Regions from separate parts of the Homo sapiens genome. Here region 2 is linked to region 1. The links are chromatin contacts, found by Hi-C or POLR2A ChIA-PET in ENCODE. All regions are on one chromosome and are shown on one strand. The core of a region is the stretch at or near the end of the contact, and the rest is flanking DNA. Distances in the headings are between cores, read along the strand shown.

Region 1 (2,500 bases), core at 1-2,500:
AGAGTGCAGATACAAGCTGTATCAGGAAATGTTTGCCTGGAAGATGGTTGTACTGTCTCTCCCCAGGATCCAGAGTCAGAGGTACCAGGTAAGCCTTTGGTGACTCGAGGCACACGCCTCTGACCAGGACTCTCATGGGCTCTGTGATACCACTTCTTCATGGTGCTTCTTTAGATAAGCTCTTGATGTTGTTTACAAACTCCAGACATCCCAGGGGAAAGTTAGGGAGGCTTTTTGTGCCCTGACCTTTTTTTCCAACTAGTTACTTGGCATTTGTAGCTTGGTCTCAGTAGTTTCTTCGAACTCCTGTCCATGAGCATCTTTGGGAATCTCAATTCCTGCTTCTCCCTCTCCTCCCCACCCCCCACTTTTTATTAGGGGAATTTTAAAACATACACAAAAGTTGAGGGAATCAAGAGCCCCCCACCACACAGCTTTATCAATATGTGGACAATGTTATTTATATTTTCTTTCCTACCTCTCCACCCCCACCAGATTATCTTGAAGCAAATCTCAGATATAATATACTCTTAGTATATTTTTAGAACAAAAGGAAATCTCAAAAGACCATTTAGTCCCCAGTGTCACTTCTGAACAGAACCAGTGGCTTCATAAAAAAAGATGGCACAACTTCTGCTATTGCAGACTCTTCCAGAATTTAGTGATAAGACATTAACCGTTTTCTTAACTTTGAATATAAACTCAGATCTTTAAGGATTTTTTTTGAGGTAGTTAATTGCCTATGGCTAAAATCGTGGTGATGTTTCACCTAATGCTGGGCACTGTCCAGCTAATCAGAACCAAGCTATGGATATTGGCTTCTGCCCTTCAAGGAGTCTACGTACAATCCTTAGCATCATTCTCATCATGTTACTCCTGTTTTTAACCAGCCGTGTTTCTATTTGCATTGTTCTCTTGCTTATCTCCAAATTTAACAAACTAAAGCCAGCAGTCTCCTTTTTCCCTAGAGCCCATCCCCTCACTCTCGTTTAGCTGTTCTGCCCTCTCTTCTGGGTCTTCTTTCAGCACCTAAACGGGACCCCATGTCCCCTGCAATCTTCATAAGGAAGCTCCCTTCTCAGGCACTCATCCAGCCTCCTCCAGCACTGCTCTGTGTGATCGCCCATAGCCCCACCCTGCTGACTAGGGGGCTTCTCTGTCCTTGTCTCACCTCTTAACTGCAAGACTTGATGGAGGCTCCCTCCTGCGTGATGCTCTGGACTCTTCAGAACACCGTGCCTCCTGGTTCTCCTCCCACCTCAGTGGCTGGTCTCCTTTCTCGGTTCCTCTTTTGCCTTCCCCTTAAACTCCCTCTAAATGTTCTGTTCCCTCTCCACTCCTGTGCACTCTCATTGTGGTCTCATCTAGTCTTGTTGACTTTAAATGCCACCTGCAGGCTGACAGCTCTGTGTTCGTATCTCCAGCTGACCTTTCTCCCTACTCCAGGCTTGTCTGGGCAGCTACTAGCATGGCATCTCCACTTGGCTATCTCGGAGTCGCGTCACACTGAGCACCTCTTGAGCCCTGCCTCCCCAAGTTTGATCTTCCCTCAGTCTTTCACTTCTCATCCTTCAGCTCATTCAGGCCAAAAATCATGGTATTGTCCTTGATTCCCATTGTGTGTCTCTTGAAAATGAATGCTGAGCTGTTTCACTGGCACCACTCCGTACAAGGTACCATCACCTCTCACTTGGATTATTAATATTCCCTCCTATCTGTTCTCTCTGCCTTTGCCTCCCTAAAATCTGTTTTCAACACAGCAGCCAAAGCAAGTTTTAGATTCTAAGTCAATCCTGACACTCTTTTCGGAGCCCTTGAATGACTTCCTATCTCACTCATCATGAAAGTCAAAGCCCCAGTGGCTTGCTGGGCCCGTGTAATGTGTTGCTTATTATTTCTCTGACTTCAGCTCCTGCTGCTTCTCCCTTCACTGGCTCTGCCCCATCACACTGGAGTCTTGCTGGTCCTCAAACATGCCGGTAGACTCTTGCCCCTGCGCCTTCACATTTGTTGATCTCAACTCAGAATCCTTGATGGCAAATAATCACAACTTACCCCTCTCCTCCTGGTTTCTCGCAATTCTCCCCTTCTCAGCAAGGCCTTTCCTGACGTCATTACTGAAAATGCAGCCTTCCCCATGCTGTGCCCACACTCCCTCTCCTTCTCACTCTTGCTCCGTAGTTCTCTCTCACCACCTGACATTCTGTGTGTTTTGCTTATTCCCTAATCGCGTCTCTCCTCCCATAGAGTGTAAGTCCCTGTGAGCAGGGATTTTTATCTGCTTGTTGTACCTAGAACAGTGCCTGGCACATAACAGGCACTCAGATAGTTAAAATGAGCAAATGGCTTCGTGCACTTTTCAGCTGTTTTTGCATTGCCAAATTTCTCTGTTGTCATTAATGTTCTTGTATTGGTTTGATGAGTTAAATATAAGTAGGCTTTCTGGTTACTTGTGGCCAGGGTAAGTGGATGTTATCCCTTAAATGCCATTTTGGTCATG
Region 2 (5,239 bases), core at 2,334-4,833, 200 kb before region 1:
CCGGCCTCTAGCATACTTCCTTTACCTCTTCTGAGGAGTCGCTGCACAAGCCTCTTTCTACATCTGTTCTACATCTGTTTTCTATTCTCAACCTCCGTTTCCTTCGTTTTTCATTATACCTAGTAAGAATGGCATGCAATATACTTCCACTGACGCTTACATTTTCACTTTTCCCCAAAATGGTAAATTCTCCATAGTAAATCCACATATCCAGGAGAATTTCACATGTATCAAGCCAGTTCCCCTCACTGGTCTTGTTTGATAATTCTCTCTTGGCTGTTCTAAAACATTAATGCCTCTGTATATATACTAAAATAATTTCACCTAGTTCAGAAAAATAATAATTGATTGGAATTAAAGTTATATATTAATTTGGTGAAAATTGATACCTTTTTTCCATCTAGGAAGATGGTATATATCCCCCATTTTTCTGGGTCTTGTTTTCTGACTTATAAAATTTTATGGTTTTCTTGTAAATCTCTAACTTTCCAGTAAATTTATTTCTAAATACTCTATAGCTTTTGTCACACTTGTGACTGGGTTATATTTTTTCCCATTTCCACTTCTAATTGGTTTTTGTTAATCTCATGCAGAGCTATTGGTTTTTAAATATTTTCTTTTGCCGTCACCTTACCACATTTTCGTATTAGTCTTAATTAATTTTTCCACTACAGTCTGCATATATAGTCCTGTTGTTTGCAATAGATTCTTTTATCTCTCTTCCACTATTTATGCCAACATAGACTAGTTATTTTAATTTTATTCTGCCACTAAGAAGGACCAATAAAACCTGGAACAGAGGTGATAGCAGGCATTCCTGTTTTCTCCCATTTCAGTAAATGGCTTCAGCGTTTCCTAAGTTGATGGGAAAGTGGCTCTTGGTTTCTGGTAAGCAGCCTTTGCAAGGCCGCTGGTGCTCCGGAGTCCAAGCTCACAGGACTCTTCCCGGACCCATGCAGGCTGGTTGGCGCCATGCCAGTGCATGCTGGGTGGGTACTGCTGCTGAATTTGGTCAAATGCCATATGATTTTCCTCTTTAAGATGTTACTATTATAATTGCTGTGTTGACAGATTTTTCTGGTTTTGAAATATCTTTGCATTTTGTCAGTTTTGTCACAGTGTATTTTCATAGTGTTTGGAACTAATTTTCTTTAGAATATTTGCTTCCGTATTTACTACATGGAGCTGGTCTGTAGTTTTGTTCTTTTTCATAAACCTGTATTTTGTCCTGTCTAAGATTTGTTGTCACCAGCACTTTGTGAAGGTTCCTGGGGTGGCCTGGAGCAGCTTTTCCCGCAGCTCCCTCACACTGCCACCTTATGACAGGGATAATGAGATGGACCCGGATTTCAGAAACAATAAAATGTGGAATGTGTCCATGAAATAGGGTTGAAAGTTTGACTTGGAACTCAGTGGGCCTGTTGCTTTTCTCTATGAAACGTCTGTAGCTTCTTAGCACAGTGCGTCCATTTAGAAAGGGGGGTCTGTTAACTAGTACATGGTCATTGTTTAATGCACCTTTTAATCTCTTCCTTATCAGTGGCGGTTATGTCTCCTTATAAGTTCATTTATTCTTTTGACTGTTCTGTTTGTGTTCAGTATTATTCATCTGTACTTTTATCTTTAATTATCCTATGTCTTTTATTTTAACCTTTTCTTCATTTATTAAGTTGAATAGAGAGTTGACTTATTTTTAGTTTGCTTTTTAATAATAAAAGAATTTAAAGCCACGTATTCATTCTGAGTGTAACCTTCAGCCCTATCCCTAGATTTTATTTTTTCCTAACTTTTCAAGTCATAGGTTTTTCTTTTTTAGAGTTGAGGCATAATTTACATATCCTAAAACTCACCCATTGTAACTGGAAAATTTAGTTATTTTAGCAAATACATAGAGTTGTGCAACCGTCACCACAATTCTGTTTTAGAATGTTTCCATCTGCCTCCAAAAGTTACCTCGTGCCATTCACCATTAAGTTCCCCTCCGGGCCCCAGCTGCAGGCACCCACTGATCTGCTTTCTGTCTCTAGACTTACTTTCTTCCGGACACTTCATATAAGCGAAGTCATACCATAGGTAGTCTTTTACACCTGCTGTAAGGTTTTTGAGGTTCATCTGTGTTGTTTCTTTTTAATGCCGCATCATATTCAGTCAGATGGATACACCACATTTTGTTTATCCGTTCACCAGTTAATGGACATTTGGGCTGTTTCTTAGCTGGTATGAGTAACAGTGCTGCTGTGAACATTTGCATAGAAGTCTGTGCGAGCAGATATTTCATTTCTCTTGAGTAGATACCTAGGAGTGGAATTCCTGGCTTGTGTGGTAAATTTATGTTTAGCTTGTTAAGAAACTGTTGGCTGGGCACCGTGGCTCACGCCTGTAATCCCAGCACTTCGGGAGGCCGAGGCGGGCGGATCATGAGGTCAGGAGATCAAGGCCATCCTGGCTAACACGGTGAAACTCCATCTTTACTAAAAATACAAAAAATCAGCTGAGCATGGTGGCACTCGCTTGTAGCCCCAGCTACTCGGGAGGCTGAGGCAGGAGAATTGCTTGAACCTGGGAAGTGGAGGTTGCAGTGAGCCGAGATCACACCACTGCACTCCAGCCTGGGCAACAGAGCAAGACTCCGTCTCAAAAAAAGAAAAAAGAAAAGAAAAGAAAAAGAAACTGCCAAACTGTTTTCCAAAGTGGTTGTACTGTTTTACATTTCCACCAACAATGTATGAGGGCTCTGATGTGGCCACATTCTTGCCAATATCTATTATTGTCTTTTCGATTATAGCTTAATTCTTGTGGGTGTGTAATGGTGTCTCACTGTGGTTTCCATTGGCCTTTCCCCAATGACTGGAAATTTTAAGCATCTTTTCATATGCCTGTTAGCCATTTGTCTCTCTTCTTTGATGAGATGTCTTTTTTTAAGTTGGTTGTCTTCTTCTTGTTGAATTGTAACAGTATGTTTTCCCAGATATGAGTCCTTTATTTTAACAGAAAATAAAATACAGTAAAAATAAATTATTACAGAAGTGAAGTACAAAATACACTGTGTATAAAATAGTGTTTTTATTATTATAGTCAGTAGACATAAGATTACCCTGTTAAGTTGATACGAAAGTTTTGAAACGCTTATTCTCAATTTTTGTTATTCGTTGTAAATCTTCAGATTTGTCTATATGTGTCAAACCCTTCTTTTGAGCTTTTAATTTCAGGGTTTTTTTTTTCATTTATGAAAGTTCTGTTTGGTTCTTTTTTCAGTCTGCAGTGCCATTTTAAAATATTTTCCTATTCTCTTGAACATACCATCAAAACTTGTATGGTATACAAGTTTAGTATAGTATACTAAATAAGTATAGTAAACGCAGCTGTTTTATAGCCTGCGTCAGGTCACACTAGTATCTGAGGTGTTTGACACATTTTGTTCATGATGTCTTATTTCCTTGTGTACCTGATTTTTTTTATTGTATATTGGTCATTGTATTCAGATATGTGAAATAAATTGAAACCTAGAATCAAAGTGTCTTCTTCAATAGGGATTTGTTTTTGCTCTGCCAGACACCTGGAGGCACTGCCAATCTGGGAGTGCCTTAAACCACAACACTGGTTTGTTAAATCAACCGACCCAGTTGTTCTGCAATATATCCCACTTACCCCACTGCGGTTCCTGTAAATGGAAACCTTTTTTGGCTGAAATACATCAGAGGCAACGCTTTATAACTTAGGAGATAGTGACATTATTGTGAGAGATGCATAGCCTCTGGTTGCCTATCATCAGAAGTGATGCTAAATTTTCAGTTTTACTAGTGAATTCAGTTGATGACAGATTGATATCTCTATTGAACAATTACATATTTCCCTTTACAATTCAAAAAGTACTAGTAATAGTCTGCAGTGTATATTTTGGCATCCTACCAATGTGTATTCCCTGTCAACCATGTGCTAATGTCTTGAACAACAGTTGATAATCCTTGCCTGAGTCAGTAGTTTCAGTTTCACTAGCGAATTCAACATTTACTCTAACGTTCTTCTGAAAGCAGTGATTTTTCTTACCAACCAGAGATACTTGGTTATCTTGAAATGGAGCTCCTACTGAAAAAGAAGGATAAGCTTAATTCTTTGTCTTTTATTACCAGTTCCCTCTAATGGTGACAGCTGAAGCTTTTTTCTAGCTTTCTCTTTGTTTTAATATCATTGTGGACTAATATATTGTTGATTTCAGTGTGTTTTCATGTACCAAAAGCATTAGTCTTTCTGGTGTTCAGATGGCATAATTGCAATCATTAAGTGCCCTTTAGGGTAGCTCGTGTGTTTTTTTGTTTGTTTTTGTTTTTTTACATAGCCTCATTTATTTTTGATTCCTTGATTTCTGACACAGTGAGACATCCCTTGGGCTCATTTAATACCTTCTCTTCCCCAGACTTCAAATCAGCCATTTTTCTTTTCTTTTTTTTTTTTTTGAGACAGTCTCATGGTCTCATCCATGCTGGAGTGCAGTGGTGCAATCTTGGCTCCCTGCAGCCTCCGCCTCCCACATTCAAATGATTCTCCTGCCTCAGCCTCCCAAGTAGCTAGGATTACAGGCGTGTGCCACCATGCCCAGCTAATTTTTATATTTTTTGTAAATATGGGGTTTCACTATGTTGGCCAGGCTGGTCTCAAACTCCTGACCTCAAGTGATCCACCCACCTCGGCCTCCCAAAGTGCTGAGATTACAGGCATGAGCCACCACACCTGGCCAAATCAGCTATTTTTCAAAGAGCCCTGGTTCCTTTCAGTAGTAAATATATTAGCAACCAAAATCTGGGTCAGAGGGATGTTTATTGCTACTGGTCTGACATTACTTTTAAATGCTTTCAATGGAGGGAGCGAGGATATAAATTTTCTGAATCGTACATTCATATTGATATTTTAAATTTAATTTTAACATTATAGTGTTTTTGAAGCAGGATATTTCCCTGACCACTTCACGGGCAGGAACTGGACTGCGTGGGTGTGGGAACTAGCTGGCCCCTTCAGCGCCAGCAAGGGCGATCTCCACTTACTCGCTGCTCCACCCCTCGTGGGAGGGGAAGTGCAGGTGAGCTGGTGCAGGAGCACTTTTGGGCACCAGCAGGAGCAAACCCCATACCAGCCCCATGGCAGCGTCTTCAGGGGTCCCTGTGATCCCTGAAGCCCCAGAGAAAGTGTTGCAGTACTCTTTTAGCTCTGCCATCCATGGATGACTTAAGTGTTAACAGCTCAG

Evidence for each region. Hi-C counts contacts between places; a loop is a spot of excess contacts on that map. ChIA-PET counts read pairs that join two places held with the same protein, here RNA polymerase II (POLR2A). Pooled maps may share reads with other maps.
Region 2: a loop to region 1 is called in a pooled map, with 2.5 times the contacts of the local background. The contact joins two enhancer-like sites. A Hi-C loop is called at or near these places in 1 of 50 pooled maps. POLR2A ChIA-PET finds 5 or more read pairs at or near these places in 5 of 52 experiments (BJ, HEK293, WTC11 and 1 more).

The regions. Positions count from the first base shown.
Region 1 is chr14:101,991,586-101,994,085 of GRCh38, forward strand. It overlaps DYNC1H1 (dynein cytoplasmic 1 heavy chain 1), which reads left to right. Exons shown (of 78, transcript NM_001376.5): 11 at 1-88. Among named protein-coding and RNA genes, the nearest start is that of DYNC1H1, 28 kb to the left of the region's middle. RefSeq lists enhancers at 1-30, 1,399-1,538. Within about 2 kb of position 1,251, at least 2 of the 41 ENCODE cell types and tissues checked have a DNase peak (open chromatin) inside an H3K27ac peak, as active enhancers do.
Region 2 is chr14:101,788,444-101,793,682 of GRCh38, forward strand. The region is part of intron 3 of PPP2R5C (protein phosphatase 2 regulatory subunit B'gamma); the gene reads left to right. Among named protein-coding and RNA genes, the nearest start is that of PPP2R5C, 29 kb to the left of the region's middle. RefSeq lists an enhancer at 2,086-2,155. Within about 2 kb of position 3,584, at least 6 of the 41 ENCODE cell types and tissues checked have a DNase peak (open chromatin) inside an H3K27ac peak, as active enhancers do.